2 separate regions of the Mus musculus genome follow, and region 1 is linked to region 2. Evidence: chromatin loops called from intact Hi-C (ENCODE). Cell type or tissue: heart. All regions are shown on one strand. Each heading gives the region's core, and the rest is flanking DNA. Links, peaks and the distances in the headings are about the cores only. Region 1 overlaps LOC115488208 (a long non-coding RNA gene). Region 2 holds the start of Cplx2 (complexin 2).

The links. Hi-C counts contacts between places; a loop is a spot of excess contacts. Peaks named below come from ENCODE experiments on the same cell type or tissue, not always from the same donor. Only the 100,000 strongest peaks of a DNase experiment are listed, where the experiment ranks them.
Region 1: a loop joins it to region 2, with 2.0 times the contacts of the local background. A loop is called at or near these places in 10 of 42 quality-filtered maps.

What each region holds. Positions count from the first base shown.
Region 1 is chr13:54,318,905-54,327,226 of GRCm38, forward strand. All of the region lies in intron 2 of LOC115488208 (a long non-coding RNA gene), which reads right to left. It also overlaps a transcript of Cplx2 not described here. Among named protein-coding and RNA genes, the nearest start is that of Gm52068, 11 kb to the right of the region's middle. In heart, for the core only: CTCF peaks have their summits at 1,509 (motif pointing left), 1,710 and 4,320; a DNase peak (open chromatin) is centred at 4,807; H3K27me3 peaks cover 1,262 bases.
Region 2 is chr13:54,368,688-54,377,009 of GRCm38, forward strand. Cplx2 (complexin 2) reads left to right here and starts at 2,662. Exons shown (of 4, transcript NM_009946.3): 1 at 2,662-2,888. The region is part of intron 1 of LOC115488208 (a long non-coding RNA gene); the gene reads right to left. In heart, for the core only: CTCF peaks have their summits at 2,848, 3,049 and 4,267 (motif pointing left); a DNase peak (open chromatin) is centred at 3,054; H3K4me3 peaks cover 1,670 bases; H3K27me3 peaks cover 4,810 bases.

The DNA.
Region 1 (8,322 bases), core at 239-8,238, 50 kb before region 2:
GTCTGCTTCTCTTGGGCTGCAGGCTCCGAGGGGTCACTGTGCTGGGTTATGCTAGCCTACTATGGTATTGTGGCAGTGACAGAGGAGGGGCTACTTGTGGATGATGGCTAGATTGCACTGTGGTGACCAATAAAGGCTGGTTGTGTGTGGTTTGACAGAGTAGTGGTCATTTCTCCTTCACATGATATCACCTGGGAAACGAGGAGAGTTTCCTTCCAAGTGGCAACTCTGGGAGGCAGACTAGCTTCGCGTCATATGCAGCAGGGGAAGGAGCAGAGAGCCCACCTGTTCCCCTTAAACACCTCAGCCTGGAAGTCATAGCCATTGAGTCTCACCTCAGCCAATGGCCAGAGTAGTCTCATTAGCCTCCTCGCTATTCGAGATGGAGAAATTGGTGAAAGCATATATTCACTGAGCCTGTACAAGGACCATGACCTGCAGACAGTGTCTGGGGCTCCAGAGGTGACCTTAAATTCCCAGAGTGTCTCAGGCAAGGATCCAATATCCTCACATAGCAATGGGTTCCTCATAGTCACGATGTGGAAGCAGCTCTTCATTTGCGTGTTTAATGTAGGGCGTCCTAAAAGGTAGGAAGACCAGGCGAGAACAGTCTTTGCAGTCTATGAGACTGTGCTCTTAAAGGGCCAGTGCACCCTAAGGCCTCCGCTGAGGTCAGTTCTCTTCCACTGCGTCTGGAGGCAGTGAGTCTAGGGTCCCAACAGAAATTCCTAAGTGCTGTCAGCCAGTTCTCATTTGCATATCTCTGCTGAAAGGAATAAGAGCTTCCTACCCCCACCTCCAATATCCTGCTCTCTGTGTAATGAGAGGATCTGGTGTCCCCAGGGAATGAGGTTTAAGGAAAAAGACTCTGCCCCTCCCCCTGACCAATCACCACCTTGGCCTCCAGAAGTTGTTCTTATGAACTAAGTGTGGTAAGGATGGAGGTGATGGATCAAGAGAGGGGCTATGAAGCCATTTGTGCTTCACAAACACACACACACACACACACACACACACACACACACACACAGACCAACAGACAGACAGACAGACAGACAGACAGAGGGTATAAATATGTAAATTAGGGTCATTTATCCTGGAAAATAGAAATTTCTAGAAAGTGTATCACAGGACAGCAAAGAAGGCTCTACCTGAATTAAATAATGGACTCCCTGGTAAGGCAAATAGGAGCCTAAAATAATAATGGTTTTCTAAACTGGATCTAGTCGCACACACCCTTAATCCAACACTCAGGAGGCTAAGGCAGGCAGATCTCTGAATTCAAGGCTATCTTGGCCTACATAGCAAATTCAACATGGGGACATAGAAATGGATCTGTCACTGGTCCTGATGCTGGGGAACTAGCAGGATATCGATCATAACCCACGTGAGAACTGCAGAGATAAATGAAGGTATGTGATAGGGCCATGGGAGCTTGCAAGGGAGCATATGGACCCCCAGGGGAGAAGTACTCAGGAAAGGAGAGGCGAAAGCAGAGGGTGGCGAACAGCCTGGTGTGTGGAAGGCCTACCTACTGCCCCCTGCTGTTTAAGACGTGAATAGCCACAAAGCTGAAACACCCCCCCCCCCCACCCCGTCCCGTCCCGTCCCGTCCCAAGCTAAGATCAAACCATAGATGGAGTTATTTAATCCTTGTTTTTTAGATTATTTTTCAGAAAAAAATCTTGAAATATGACTATGTTAGTCAGCTTCTATCGCTGTCACAAAACACCAAAGATCAGCTCAAAAAGGAAGAAAAAGCTGCAGGGGTGGCTCAGGGATTAAGAGCATATTGCTGCTCTTGTAGAGGACCCAGGTTCAATTCCCAGCACCCACATGGAGGCTCACAACTGCCTGTTACTCCAGTTCTGGGTCGGAGGGATGTGTACAATGCCCTTTTCTGACCTCCGTGTGTACTGCACATATGTGCACACCAAACACGCATACATATAAGCTAAGACGAATTTGTTTTGTAAAATAGGAAAGATTTATTTTAAATCAAGGTTTCCGAAGTTTCGTTCCGTGGGTGATTGGCTCTGTGGCTGTTAGACTTGATGCAGGAGTAACGCCATGGCAGAGTAGACAGAGGAAGAACTGCTTGCCACCGGTCAGCCAGAAAGCAGGGACAGAGGAAATGGACAGACTCTTACAGGATATACCTCGGGAGACTTGTCCTCCAGCTCTAAACCATCAGTGACTTACTCCGCTGGTATAGACAGAGTTCTCATGAGCCTGTTCCCTCTCAAAACCCGGTCTTTAAGCCACGCCTCCTTGGGAACCACGCCTTCCACACAGGAAGCTAGTTCAACTGCTCTCCTGCATTCGCAAAGCGTTCCATGGAGTTCCACACCGGACTGTACCGATACAACCCACTCAAACCAGGAAGGGACGCTACCACAGACAGCCCCATTTCTCCACTTCACAGCCCCTACCTGCCCCACGAAAGGAACCACCGCCTCAACGGCTAACCTCCTAGGAGCACTTGATTTGGTTTCGAATTTCATATCAGTGAAGTCACGCCAAAATTGAACTCAAGCCTCTGACTTCATTCGCTCACTATTAGAGCTAAGATTCTTTCTCATTGCTAGATTATATTCCTCTGCCCTCTTTCATGAAGGGTTCAAGCCCCTGGCGGGACGAGGGCAAGATCCACATTTCGTCTCAGGTGGAGTGGCCTGGGTCTATGGCCAATTCACTCAGCATCACTTAGGCTGTTGGTACATTGCACCCACTTCCTCCGTGAATTCTTGCTCTGCCTTAAGGGTTCAGAATTGTTATCAGCATCTCACAGGTAGGGGTGATTTGCCAATACAGTTGGAGATGGGAATGGAGTCTATGTGTGGGGGCCTTGTGTCCATTTTTATGCCAATCTCAGATGAAAACAGGCAGGCCCAGGAAGAATTAGAAGAGAGAAAGAAGAACAAAGAATGATTCCAAAAACATCATCACCCCTATTTTGCTGGACAGTAATTTTACCTATTTGCTCTCCCTTCTTGGCTCCCCTCACACCGAAAATCCTGGCAGAGATGAGCAGCCCACCCTGGTGTCATGTTGGGTGCCTATCCATTTAGATCAAGTGGATCAAGTCCCGTCTAGGCTACAGTTGTACAACTGAACCTTGGCTTATCCCTTTAGCTCCCTGGGCTCCGGGTTCTTTATCTGCTTTGGTAGTCTTCCTCTGAGCTGTGGTGAGAAGGCTGGTGGGGGATGAGGGGGAGATGGACTTAACACACAAACAAGCAAACAAAAGAAGGTCCAAGCCAGGCAGTGGTGGCCCACGCCTTTAACCCCAGCACTTGGGAGGCAGAGGCAGGCGGATTTCTGAGTTCCAGGCCAGCCTGGTCTACAGAGTGAGTTCCAGGACAGCCAGGGCTACACAGAGAAACACTGTCTCAAAAAAGAAACAAACAAACAAAACGAAAGAAGTGTCCAGCAGTACCCCCTGGGGATTCTTGGCACACAGTCGCTCATGTTCCTCCACAAGTTCTAGGACCGGTGCCCCTCATCCTGCCCAATCCAGTGCTGGGGCTCCCTCATCTCTAAGTAGTGACATTAGAATGCCTTTGCCTTTACAGCCGACAGCCAGCCCCTAGCGGGTTTCCTCTCTGCCAGAGAGCAGGTGTCCCGGGGGTTGGGTTTGCATTCCTCCCTAGGGACCTCCCTGTGTCTGGTCTCCCAGCAGCTGCTGTACTTCAGCTCAGAGCAAGCAATTAGCCCTAGAAGGAAGGGCCTTTTCTCTTCTCAAGGGTTCTCGTCTCACAGCTCGGATGCCTTTATTTTTGGAGCCCTACTCGGTGAAATGCTTCATCAACTCCACCTCCAAGCACATCCAATCCCCGCCCCACCCATCCACCCGTCCTCCCATTCACTAATTTGCCTAGCCATTCTGTGAGCATCTCCAGGTGCCGGGCTAGACACTGAAAGACCCACAGAGTCCCTGCCATTGAGTCTCTCACAGTGGGAGAGACAGACAATAAACAAGCAGATGGACAGAATAAATAGGATTACTTTGGACGGTACTCAGGACCATAGAGGATAAAGACAAAAGCTGCGGTAGACAGGGATTGTCGGTCAGCCATCTGGTTCCAGAGCAGAGGGGGAGAATTTGCAGACCAGCAGCCTGTGAAGGTGGGTCCTTTCCCGAGTTAGAATCCAAACGCAGTTACTGAAAGATAGGGTCACACACACCACAGACTCTCTGGGAAAGGCCCAGGATGCAGCGGTGCCAAGAGATCAGGCTGCTCTGGGCTGGGGCCCTTTCCCACCTTTGGTGGTTGCGTCATCCTTTTACCTGTCTTGCATCTCATGCCCCCAGCGGCAGGAATAGGAACTGCAAGAACTCTTGTTACACTGACTTCTCCACACCCATCCTTTAGGATTATTCTTCCCGGTTCTACAAGATTCTAGGCAAACTGGATCTTTTCCAGATGGTACTCCCACAAAATAGGATGAAGAACTTTCCAAGAACCAAGGCCAGACGAGCCGTACAAGTCCAATGGGCTCTGAGCTACCCCCTCAGCCGCACTCTAGGTCTCTCCTCAGACCTCCACCTCCCCTGTCTATATTCCTCGCTGGCTTGGTCTCTGTCTGTGTTGATTGCTTTTCCCTACTCTGTCCTCTGTCAGACTCATATCCTGACTTTATGCCTTATCTGGAATTCATTTCCTTCAAATAAACCGTTTTTTAAAAATATACCTTCAGCCCCGCCTGGGTGCCAGACATGGGGTTAGGAGCTTGGGTCTAATCAGAGCCAAGCAAGGCGTAGACTTCCTCAGGGGCAGATGAGTCATACTAGGTGAACCAAAGGGACCAATGTGACCAGCGTGACAAAGGGGACCCAGGAGGAGGACTGGGGAGTCTCCAGGAAGGAGACTGGACTCAGGGGATGCTTGCTGGAGAAGGTCAGATCTTGAAATATGGTCAAGCAATAAAATACAGGCTGGCTGTGGAGAGTAGGGCCCCCTCTGGGACACCAGTTGCTCGGTCCTCAACTCATTTGGCTAGAATGTAGCGAACCTCAATGTTGTTACCTCCCCTCCCTGTCTATAGTTCTCTGCTTCTGACTCACTCCCTTATAAACTCGGCTCGCTTCCACCCACAGAAGTTCTTTCAAAGACCAGGGCTTCCTTCCGAGCTGTCTTTGGTTCCCTTTGACCCATCCTTTCCTCTCAAACCTAAGTCTTTGTCTGACATCCTTTCTGCTTCCTCTCAGTATTCACCATCAGGGGCTGTAAGGAATAGGATTTAAAGACCCCCCAGTCTAGATCTGCTGACTGGACTGTCTAAGCCTGTGTCTCAGCACCTATAAACAGCCTCCTGGGGCTGTTGTGAAATCAAATAAGACAAAGGATGTGGAAATGTGTCCTGCTGTTGCTGAGGATCTTTGCTGTTAATGAGAGCTCCTTTGACTGCAAATGACAGACAGAGCACAACTACAAAAGGCTTAAAGGGAAGGCAGTCTGCCATTGCTGGGAACACACGGGTCTGCCCTCCTGTCTCCATCTGGTCTCTACTTGTGCTCCTCACTCTTTGGCCAGCTGTCTAAACCCCCTTTGTACCAGCCAGGAACCTGAGTGGAAATGGGCAGCCTGCTTCCCACAGGGCCAGTGGTATTCTGGATTGAACGCCAGCAGACTAAGCCCTAACCCCATTCCCACAGCCAGGTCCTGGTCACACTCTGTCCCCCAAGGCTGGTGATAATGTGATCTTCCAACCCAGGCCAAATAAGACCAGGTAGAAGAAGAGAAGGAAGGGAAAGTCACAGGAAGTAGAGCCAAGGGACCCTGAGGAGAGAATTGGGTTCCCTCCTTCGCAATCAGGGGTCTGCTTGGGTATCATCACCTCAAACAGGCACTCAAGCAGGGCTGTTGGTAGCGCACACCTTAAATCCCAGCACTCAGGAGGCAAAGGCAGGCAGATGGATCTGTGAGTTCAAAGCCAGCCTGGTCTACAGAGTAAGTTCCAGGACAGCCAGGGCTACCCATAGAAACCCTGTCTCAAAACAAGTGTTCACTATCCACCAAGGTTCCCGAGTGCCAGGGTGCCTCTCCTCTGCCTCTGCAGTGCTTCACCCTCTCCCACACTCTCCTGCTTAGTCCAATAGTCTACTCACCTGCATGCTGTCTTCACAGGGTTTTAAGAATAGAGAGGGACAGATCTAGCATCTGTTGTCTGTCACTGTGCTCTCAATATTGACAAATGCTAGACTCTTAGTAAATAGTGAGTGGATAGACGGACAGATGGAAGATGGTTAGATGGATGGATACAAAGGTGGATAAAGGAACGGTAGTAAGGATGATGGATGGCTGAGTGCCTCAGTAGTGAATGGATGTATAGCCGATGGCTTCCTGAGTGACAGGAAGAGAAAAGACAGAGCCAGGACAAATGCAGGAGCAATGCTTCAGGAGAAAGCCGATAAGGGCTGTTTGGAGTTTGCTGAACTTGAACTACAAGGTAGTCAACCGCTGCCACACAAGCAGGTTGTAGAGGGACCTAGAGATGGATGAGTCATACTAGGTGAAGAGGGACCTAGAGATGGGGACATGGTCCTGATGGGGGCATGGTCCTTATGGGAATATGGCCCTTATGGGGATACGGTCCTTATGGGGATATGGTCCTGGTGGGGATACGATCCTGATGGGGATATGGTCCTGATAGGGACATGGTTCTGATGGGGATATGGTCCTGATGGGGATATGACCCTTATGGGGATATGACCCTTATGGGGGCATGGTCCTTATGGGGATATGGTCCTGATGGGGACATGGTCCTGATGGGGATACGATCCTGATAGGGATATGGTCCTGATGGGGGCATGGTCCTGTACCCCAGACAGAGAGGTAGCTCTATTTACAAGGATACTAGGATGGGAGCCATCCAATCACTCAAGATCATGGGAGTGGGACCAAGTGTACATGGAAGTCACTTGGAACTATTGAGCCTGGGACTGTGTAGGGTCAAGATCTGCTGTCACCCCTCGATACAAGACACCTTGGCTGAGACTTGAGGTGGCAGCATAGAGTTAATAGCTCTCCCCTCTCCTCCCTCCCCTCCTCAACCACTCAGGCAGAAGGGAGCAGCTGCCTAGGAGGACAGAGAGACAGATTATGTAAACTGTGATTGCCACCCACAGGAGGAGGGGGAGAATAGGTATTGAAATGCGCTTTCAATAATGCATGTCCTCCTCCGCACAGGCCTGGGGCTCCAGATAGAGAGAGGAGCCTTAAAGGGACCAAGCCTCCTGTCCAAGCAGTGGCACCGGGCTGCCTTCTGTTGCACGGGTCCTCCGTCCACAACCGGACACTCCACAGACATATACTCCTGGTCCCACTCTCTCACCCCAAAAGACACACAGTGTTTCCCCTCCTGGCCCTAGCAGATTTGGCTTTTTTTAAAGAGTATGTTCCCCAAACACGCCGAATTGAAATCATGATTAATTCATTTCCCCCATTTTTTATTAATCAAAGGCACTTAACTGCCAGTCAGGGCTTTGATCAGCAAGAGGTAAGCCACAAGGTGAAATTACTCTAACTCAAAGTGAAGAAATAAGACAAAATCGGTAGTCAGCTTGCCTAGCTGCCAGATACCCTCCATTGGTATCCTACCATGGGAAGAAATTCAGAAACAGGCAAGCCATAGCTTGCGGAAGAGGGACATTGCACAGCACTCTCATTACCCAGACTGTACAGTTGAGACCCAGAAACAAGAATGGACTTGTCTCGGTGGCGGGATGAGAGAGATCTGAAAGCAGGGCCTGGCCCCTCCAGGCTTAACTGACCTAGAACTTGGCAAAGAGATCAGCTACCCAGGAGACCTTAGTAGCGGAGAATGAGGAGAGGAAGTAGTATTCTAGCCAGCACCATCACTACACACATACACACACACACACACACACACACACACACACACACACACACACACACACCCCAGACTCAACAGTGTCCCCTAGAGGCAAGTTTACTCACTCCTGGTACACATAGGAAACTGAGCATTCAAGGGGCTCTGCGGCATGCAAAAGCCAACCAACTGGGAATTGAGGGACTAGGAGTCTCCTCAAACTCACCCCAAACTGCCTGGGAAATTCTTTCCCCCGGGATTTCATCTGGCTCCCAAATACCAGGCATCTATCCCATCTATCCCAAGGACTAGAAGAGATGACTAGCTGGGGCCCCACACTCATCCCAACACACTGCTTGGGACCAACAGCCTCTTCTCCCTTCCATCCTTCCCCATGAAGCTGGCTTAGCCAGGATGTGCCATCTTGATTGCTTCTGTCTTCCGGAGTGTCTTGGGCAGTGGAACAAGAGACTGTTGCTGTTCTCT
Region 2 (8,322 bases), core at 38-8,037:
ATAGATAGAGATATATCACATGCACACACGTGCACACACACACACATTATACATATGCTGCAAACGTTCCACTTGCATAGGTTAGAGAAGGTCGGATCGTACCAGAAGAGAAGCAGCTCAGAGCACTAGAAGGCCCATGAGTCCCAGTGCCCTATCAGCTGGAATTCTGGCTCTGTTCAAGACTTACTTTCTCCCCCTGGGCTTCAATGTCTGCATCTTGAAAATGATGGTTTGTAGAAATTAAATGAAAAAGTGTGACTTATATAAAAGCCCCAAAGTTGGCACCTCAGGCCCTTTGGGGGTGTAGTTCATGGCCGAGTTTAGTGGCATTATCATCATTGGGGGATATTTGGAACAGTCAGCTACTTTTCTTAAATAATAACAGAGAATTTGGGAACCATGTCCGGGCAGAAAGGACTCCTCCCCACACCTCTGTTTGGCTGTGGGAAATAGCTCTGCTGTGAGTTATCCCTAATCGATCAACAGGACGAAGCTTCAAAACTTGGCCAAGCTGAACTTCTGTCCATCAGTAAGATTTCTGCGACTAGGCTCAGTTCATGTCAAATAATGAGGATTTTAAAGAGAGAGAGAGAGAAAGAGAGAGAGAGAGAGAGAGAGAGAGAGAGAGAGAGAGAGAGAGAGAGAGATTCACAAAAGGCTTGGATTCATATGTGACCGCCACCCAGATGGTCAGTCCTCTTATCAGCTTCAGCCTTGAGCTGGGACACACAGGCAGGGCTGGATAGCACCACCTGAGATCTGGGTCTTCCTCTTAGAGCTACAGCCTGCCTCTCTTTACCCATTGTCCTAAGGCTGTCTCCAGTAATGGCAGGGGCGGGGGGGGGGGACAGGGAGAACCCTGTAGCTCTGGTTTTCCCCTGCATTGGTTATTTTATCCACCTCAGCAAGCATACCCTTAGCATCTACTTTGCCAACTACTAACCTAAGGCAATTTCAATTAGCCAAGATTCATCAGCCCTTCCAGGACTAACACCCTCTCTGTTCTGTTCTGAGGGTAGGAAGCCACCCTCCGGCCCTTCAACCTCACTAGCCCCCGCCCAGCCTCCTCTCAAGAGCTGGATGGACCCGGTGCTTACACAAGCCCAGCTTAAAACGCAGCACCCAGGGCTGAACTCTGTCTTTTTATCTGAAGTGCAACTTGGATTTTGATGCTAGCTTGATCAACGTCCGTGTCAAAGGCAAAGCCCCAGTTGTAGCCAGAGTGCAGCTGGCACAGGCCCCCTTCACAGAGCATGTTTGCTGAAGAACTTGTAGAAAGGAAGAGACAGAGGCAGGCAGGGGAAGGGGTGCGGGGGGGGGGGAAGATTGCAGGTCTTAAAATGTCAGATCTCTTGGCTTCCAACTCCCTTTGGGCATTAGTGGCCAGTCTAAGTGTCTCTAATGAAACAGGAGCGTGTGACACACACACACACACACACACTTTAGGCCACCTAAATAGAGGGGCCCTGCCATCATACAAAGCTCCTGGTCTGCAGGGGAGCAGGGGGTGCACACTGATGTCTTCTGACTTGTAAGGTTTCTCCCACGTTAAGGCATCTACTGTGAACCCCTCCTTTCCCTCCCTGGATTCTGCCCTACCGCAGCTTGCAGCTCTTGCTCCTGGGAGAGAAGCCATCTCATCTCAGAAGCAGAAGTCATCCCCACTCTGACATAGCTCTGATGGATGCATGAACTTCTGCACTGCTTCCAAAGGCCAGGTGCAAGGCCCTCCCCACTGGAGCCATTTTCCTACACCTCTGGCTGGATGAAAAGAAGGGGCGGGGAGCCAATAGGTGGCAGGCAGAAAGGAGAGGCTCATTAGGAGAGAGGGGGAAAGATGAGTATGGGGGGAGGCTGAGCGAGTAGTAGGGGTCCCCCTGTTGTCTACTCCCTTCTCTTCCCTGGGCTTAGGAGGGAAAGCAGCGCCTTCTAGAATAACATAACCAGAGAACTATTCCTTCTTCCGAGGATAACACATCTACAGAAGACCAGGAGTAGCTCACCTAGGGTTCCCGCTGCAATTTTGCAGCAGTCTTTCTGCTTCTGGGTCCAGAGCAGAGAGCCACTCACCCACTAGGAGGGCCTTCCTCATCCCACACACCAGTGGTTCTGGAGTGAGCGCATAGCTGGACACTACAGTCATAAACTGCAGAAACGATGTGACAGTGGACTGTCTAGTCCAGAAGCCGCTCCCAGGCACAAAGAAGGGGTGATTGAAACTGGGGCTCCTTTAGGGAATTGGGCACCCCAACGGGAGTGTGCCTATCGTAGTGTGCCCAGAGTAACCAAAGAGAACTTTCCTGAAGAGGTGATTACTTGAGTTTCTGCTTTTAAAATCCTTTCTTCCACTCGTGCCCCCAAAGCCCTTCCAAACCTTCGAGCTTGTGGTTCTTGAACACGGAGGAGTTGGGAATGAAGCCTAGCTGCAGGCAGATCGGTACAGCTTAACGCGGAGAGAATAAAAGAGTAGAAAGGAGATAAGGAAGAGAGGGGAAAATGAGGGGGAGGAGACAGTGAGAGGGAAAGGAGAATGAAGAGAGGGGGAACAGGAAAGAGAGGGGAGAAAAGGGAGGGAGTGCAGGAGGGAGGAAAAGGGAGGGAGAGAGAGAGGGAGGGAAGAGAGAGAGAGAGAGAGAGAGAGAGAGAGAGAGAGAGAGAGAGGTTTTGAATTTCCCTTCTGGAAGAGAAGCTGTACGGCGTCAGGGCCTGGCTGAGGGGCGTGATTGGAGGGCGCCTTAGGCATCCGCCCGCCCGCGGCAGCAGCCTCGGCCCCAGCTTGCCTGGCGGAGTTACACCAGGCAGCGGCGCGAGCTGGCTGAGCACACGGCACCGCCTGCTGGAGTCAGCCGGAGCCCTGCAGTGGCTTAGACGGTTGCTGGGACCACCAGGTCGGTGCTGGCCGTGGGCCGGGGAGGCGGAGCCGGGCTGGGGGCAGTGGGGGAACGCTCTGGCTCCGGAACAGCGGGGAAGCCGGGCAGTGTAGCTTTGAGGGGCTCCCCAAGACCGCGGGGCGCTGCGCTGGGACTGCGGCCCCTACCCGCTCGCTGTGGTGCTGAAGGGACAGCTCCCCGCGGAGGCCAGGGGGACCGCTGGAGCTGCAGACTCGGGGCAGGAAGATGTGGGCAGATGCGCACCCGGAGCAGTGGGGCTTGGGGAGCTCCGACCGCCCCGAGTGCGGAGACTCAAGTGTGAACCTGGAGAACAACTTCGAGCCCGCAAGACTAGGGTGGGGGACGTGGTCCTCGGCTGCTTGGGGTGTGGCTACCCCTGAAGCCCTCCCGGACCCTCTGCTACAGGAGCAGAGAGTCACCCCGAGGGGTAGAGTTCGGTTCCCAAGGGAACCCGAGGGTGGCAGAGGCCAGGTGGAGAGAGGAGAGGCCACGTCGGTGGGGGGCAGGGGGGCTATTTGTCCTCTTCCCGCAGGAGCGCTGTTGGAGTAGCACGAGCCTGTGCAGGGTCACAGGCTGCTCCTCAGTCTCAGACCCTCCTCTCCCTGGCAAAGTTTAAGAGCAGGCGAAGGTTCAGAATTGAGAGGCAAGTGTTGGGGGAAGGGGACACGCACTGACCAACTAAGGGCCCCAGGGCAGAGCTGTTGGTCTCCATGAGGGCCGGGGGAGCGGCGCCTGGAAGCCTGCCCTCTCTTCTGTGGGGGGAAAACCCCCGCACTTTCATGACCCAGACGACTGATCCTTTTACTCTGGCCGGACCTCGCTGCACCCCCCGCCCCCCCCCCCCCACACACACACACCCTCCCCGCCACCTCTGAGACGTCTTGCTGCTAGGGGCGTGGGGTGGGGAAGTAGGGGAGACGTCCTCTGTCTCAGCCACTGCCATTAGCGTGGAGTCCCTTGCAAAAAAACAAAAAACAAAAAAACAACGGAGTGTTGAATTGAGTTGTGATTGTAGCCCGTACTTGAATCAGAGAAAAACAGCCGCAAAGACAAACACTGCAGGTGCTCATGTGTGCTTGTCAGAAGGAGGGGCCCGGTTTCTGGGACTCGAACTGGAACTAGAGCAGGTGCCTTAGCTGCCTTTGGCTGGGACTGACAGCAGGGGTGTGGGAGTGTGGGGTCTGGAGGAAAGATGAGGGGCCTGCCCTGGGTCCCCGGTGACTGGCAGCATGGAAACATTTGCATCAGCCTACCTACACCCCCTCCCCCTTTCCCCCAGTCCAACACCCTACCAGCAGCACCATCCTCCACCCCCACCAGCTTCCTTCCCGCGCGGAGACAGACGGCAGCTTTCCGCAGCACCGCTGAGGAGCGCCTCCTGGCGGTGAGGCCCAAATTCTCAACTGCACACAATCTGCAGGCCCTCTCTCCCGCGGTCCTCCTGGTAGCTCCAGGCGCGCACGCACACACACACACACACACACACACACACACACACACACACACACACACACACACACGCCAGTGTCTAAGAGGTTTAGAATCAGACATGCAGGCTCATGCTTTGAGCCCGTGCACACAACACTAAATTCCACTGAGCAAGCACGCTGAAGAGGATATCCTCTGAGGAGCCTCCAGATAGGTGAAATGGGTAAGACAGGCAACAGAGAAGCTCCCCAGATCACAAAGAAACGATACCCAGACAGCAAGAGCATGAATAGAAAGTGCTTTAGGTCTCACAAAAGCAACCCATCCTGTCGTGTCAGGGAGAACAGGGTCTGCACGAAGGGAAGTACTGTTAGCAAAGGGTCTTAGAAAAGTTGGCACTGTTGTGGATGCCTATGACAACAACAAGGACACTTACTGGCTTAGACACCTGATTTGCATAATCTCGGTGCTCACAGCAGGCCTTGCACGAGGCATCAACCGTCTCCATTTTACACATGAGAAAACATTAAGTCAGGTCAACATCATTTAATAAGTAGTAGTGCCAAGATCTGAGCCAGCAGGGATGAGGTTAACCGGTCCTGAGGCTGTGGGACTAGTACGACCAAATCACCCTGCCTCAGGTGGAGGTGGAAATAACATTTGGGGCAGGGGGTTGCTGGTTAAGACACAGCAATGTACAAGAGATGAGACATGAAAGGCAAAGAAAGATGTCCCGTTCCAGACTGCAGGGTTTGAAGGTTGGAGCACAGGCTGTGGTAGGTTTAACAAAGGCCACGGGAAGCCAGTTGCAGGGTCGTAAGTTTGCGTGAGCAAATCTGCCTTTGAGGAAGATGAATCTGAGGGTGATGTGGAAGATAGGGACGAGCTGGAGAGACAGAGTCATGAAGCAAGGCAGTAAAGCAGTAGGAAGAGGTGGCGGGTAAACAGTGACTGTGCCTCTATCCCAGTCAAGGCCACCTAAGCCTGTGTGCTCTGCTATGAGGTTAACTAACAGCTAGGAGGACCAGTGTTGGAAAATGCCCCTGTTCTCTTCCGTAGCCCCTGGTAGACAGTAGGTACTCAGGAGTGCAGGGTGAGTGAGTGAGTGGGTGTGTGTATGTGTAGTGAATGGAGGTTTTGGTTGAGACAATTCTGGCAAAACATGCAGGAGAACAAGATGGGAGCCCTGTAAGGACAGGCTTGATCTCCCAGAGACTGAAATGGAAACAGCATACAGCAGAGGGTTAAAAACGTGCAGGCTTTGGAGAGAAAGCTGCCGCCACGCCACCGTGCATCTGTGTGACTAACTAAGGCTCCTAAATCAGTAGGCACAGATGGGAGATTTCCATGGGAGGAACAGAGGAAAGAGAAGGAAGAGTTTGCTTAGAGAAGGAACCAACAAGGAAGAGGACAGAAGACCTGTTTGGGGAGACCCGGGAGCCACAAGGGTGCTGTGTCATGGAATTCAGATCTGAGACGGCTGAAAGTGGGGGAGGGGTAATGATCAGCACTAAACGCTATGAAAAGAGAAAGAGGCAGAGGACTGTGGACACCCCTGGTCAGGCACGGGTCTCCTAGCCATGCTGGTGAAGGTGAAGTGGGCTGTGTGTGAAAACAGCAGGTCTCAGGAGCAGTAAGGAGGTGAGGAGGTGAGGGGAAGACTCTCCGGTTCACTCCAGGGCAGAGAGTCAAAGAAAGTCATAGTTAAAGTAAAGGCTTGGGGAAGGGAGGAGACCCAAGAGACTGAGAAAGGACAGTAAAGATGTAAGGAAGGTGTGAGGATGGATCGATAGAGAAAGAAGTACAGAGAGAAAAATCTAGATTGGCTTCATCTAGGAGGAGGGAGTTCCCTGGAGCTAGGAGCGGGGAGGTTGCAGGTGTGCGCAATAGCTTTCATTAATGACAGCATGAGTGACTTCCATTTGCTGAGCACCTGTCACGTGACAAACACATCTCACAGATGATTTCTAACCTTCAGACTGGCCATGGAGCCCTCCTTTTATAGAGAAGACCCAGTTTCAAAGGGCTGCCTCACTGGAAGAAAGGGCCCCTTCAACAGCCAGCCCGGCCTGGAGGGAAGTCTTCTGTTAAGAAGGGGGTGTTACAATAGGCAGTGGTGGCACACGCCTTTAATCCCAGCACTCGGGAGGCAGAGGCAGGTGTATTTCTGAGTTCGAGGCCAGGCTGGTCTACAGAGAGAGTTCCAGGAAAGCCAGGGCTACACAGAGAAACCCTGTCTCAGGAAAAAAGAAAGAAAGAAAGAAAGAAAGAGAAAGAGAGAGAGAGAAAGAGAGAGAGAGAGAGAGAGAGAGAGAGAGAGAGAGAGAGAGAGAAGAAAAAAGGAAGAGGTGGGGTTACACAGTGAAGCATTAGGTGGAGCTCAGGGAACCCTGCAGAAGAGGGGGAGGAAGGACTATAGGAGCCAGAGAGGTGAAGGACACCACAAGAAAATGGCCCACAGAATCAACTAGCCGAGCACATAGGAGCCCATTGAGACTGAACCAAAAATCAGGGAGCCTGCATGGATCTGACCCAGGTCCTCGGCTGAGTTGTTGTTTGTGTTCTTGTGGGACCTTTAACAGTGGGAGTGGGGACTGTCTCTGACTCTTGCCTGCTTTGGGGACCCTCTTCCTCCTCCTGGGTTGCCTCATCCAGCCTTGATATGGGAGGTGCCTAGCGTTATTGCAACATGAAATGCCGCATTTGATTGATATCCCTGGGAGGCCTGCCCTTTTCTGAAGAAAAATGGAGGAGGAGTGGATGTGGGGGAGAGGGGGGGGGAAGAACCAGGAGGAGATGAGGGAGGAGATGAGGGAGGAGAAACTGCAGTCAGGATGTAATATATGAGAGATAATAAATAAATAAATAAATAATATTTTTTTTAAAAAAGTTAAAACTAGAAGAAGGAGAAGAGGAAGTGAGAAACAGCTTAGGCCTCTCTCAGGCAGATGAGCAAGGAGGTCGCCTCAAGGCTAAGAGGGCCACACCAAGGTTAGACAACAGGGCTTTGGAGTAGACCCAAGGAGCCAAGCTAAGGTATGCCTCAGAATTCCTTAGGGAGGAAGTGTGGGGAGATGCAAGCCGAGGAGAGAGCTGAGTTTCAGGAGGAAGAAGGGAGTTGTTGAGGGTACAGGCCTAGGTCATGGAGGCTTCTGCAGGGGAGTGGGGGGGGGGGAGCAGGGGAGCATCTGGTCCCAGGAGAGCCGTGCAGCAAGTCAGGGACAGAGCTGAGCTCCAGCCCAGGTGCCCTGCCTTCCAACTGGAAATCCTCTCAAATTAGACGACAGGCTGCACCTTCCTCCACCACCTGGCAATGCTCTGAGCTCTGTGTAAACACCACGCAGAGACTCCAGAGTTCCTGAAACCACTCCATTTGTTCACCGTTCATTTCCTGTTCTTAGAAATTAAGTCTTCTCCCCAAGGTCTGAAATCAACGGAAACCATCTCCACAGAGCTGAGCAACCTTCAAACTCGGATTTCTGGGTCAGGGTGGGTCCTCTTGCCTTTAACTGGAAAGCCTGCATGCCTTTTGGGTTTCATGGGGTCCCGTAAATATGTAGTCAGCGTTGGCTGCCTTTTGTGTAAGTTTCCTCTACGCCTCCAGACACTTGGCCTGCATTTTCTTTTTCCTTTAAATATCAGAACAAATATCACCTGAGCGCTGCCGCATCTGGAACAAGCTGAAGTGTTCATAGAGACCCAGTCTGGAATCTTTAACCAGTCTGGTGTCAAAGCCCTTGGGAACTTTTTCATCTAGAACATTATGGTTTTTCTATACCAAAAAGATCCCAGGCAGTGGTCTAACTCTGTAGACGCATTCTTGGATTCCCTCATTATGAGAAGCTCCGTCTGCTAATGGTTTCTCATTTTGAAAGAAACGGAGAATCCATCAACGAATAGCTTGTGACCTTGAACTCCACTTGGCTGCAAAAACCAGCCTGGCAGGATTCTCTGTCATCATTTTCCCAGAGCCCTTTTTTCTTCCTAGAAAGTAATAGAGACT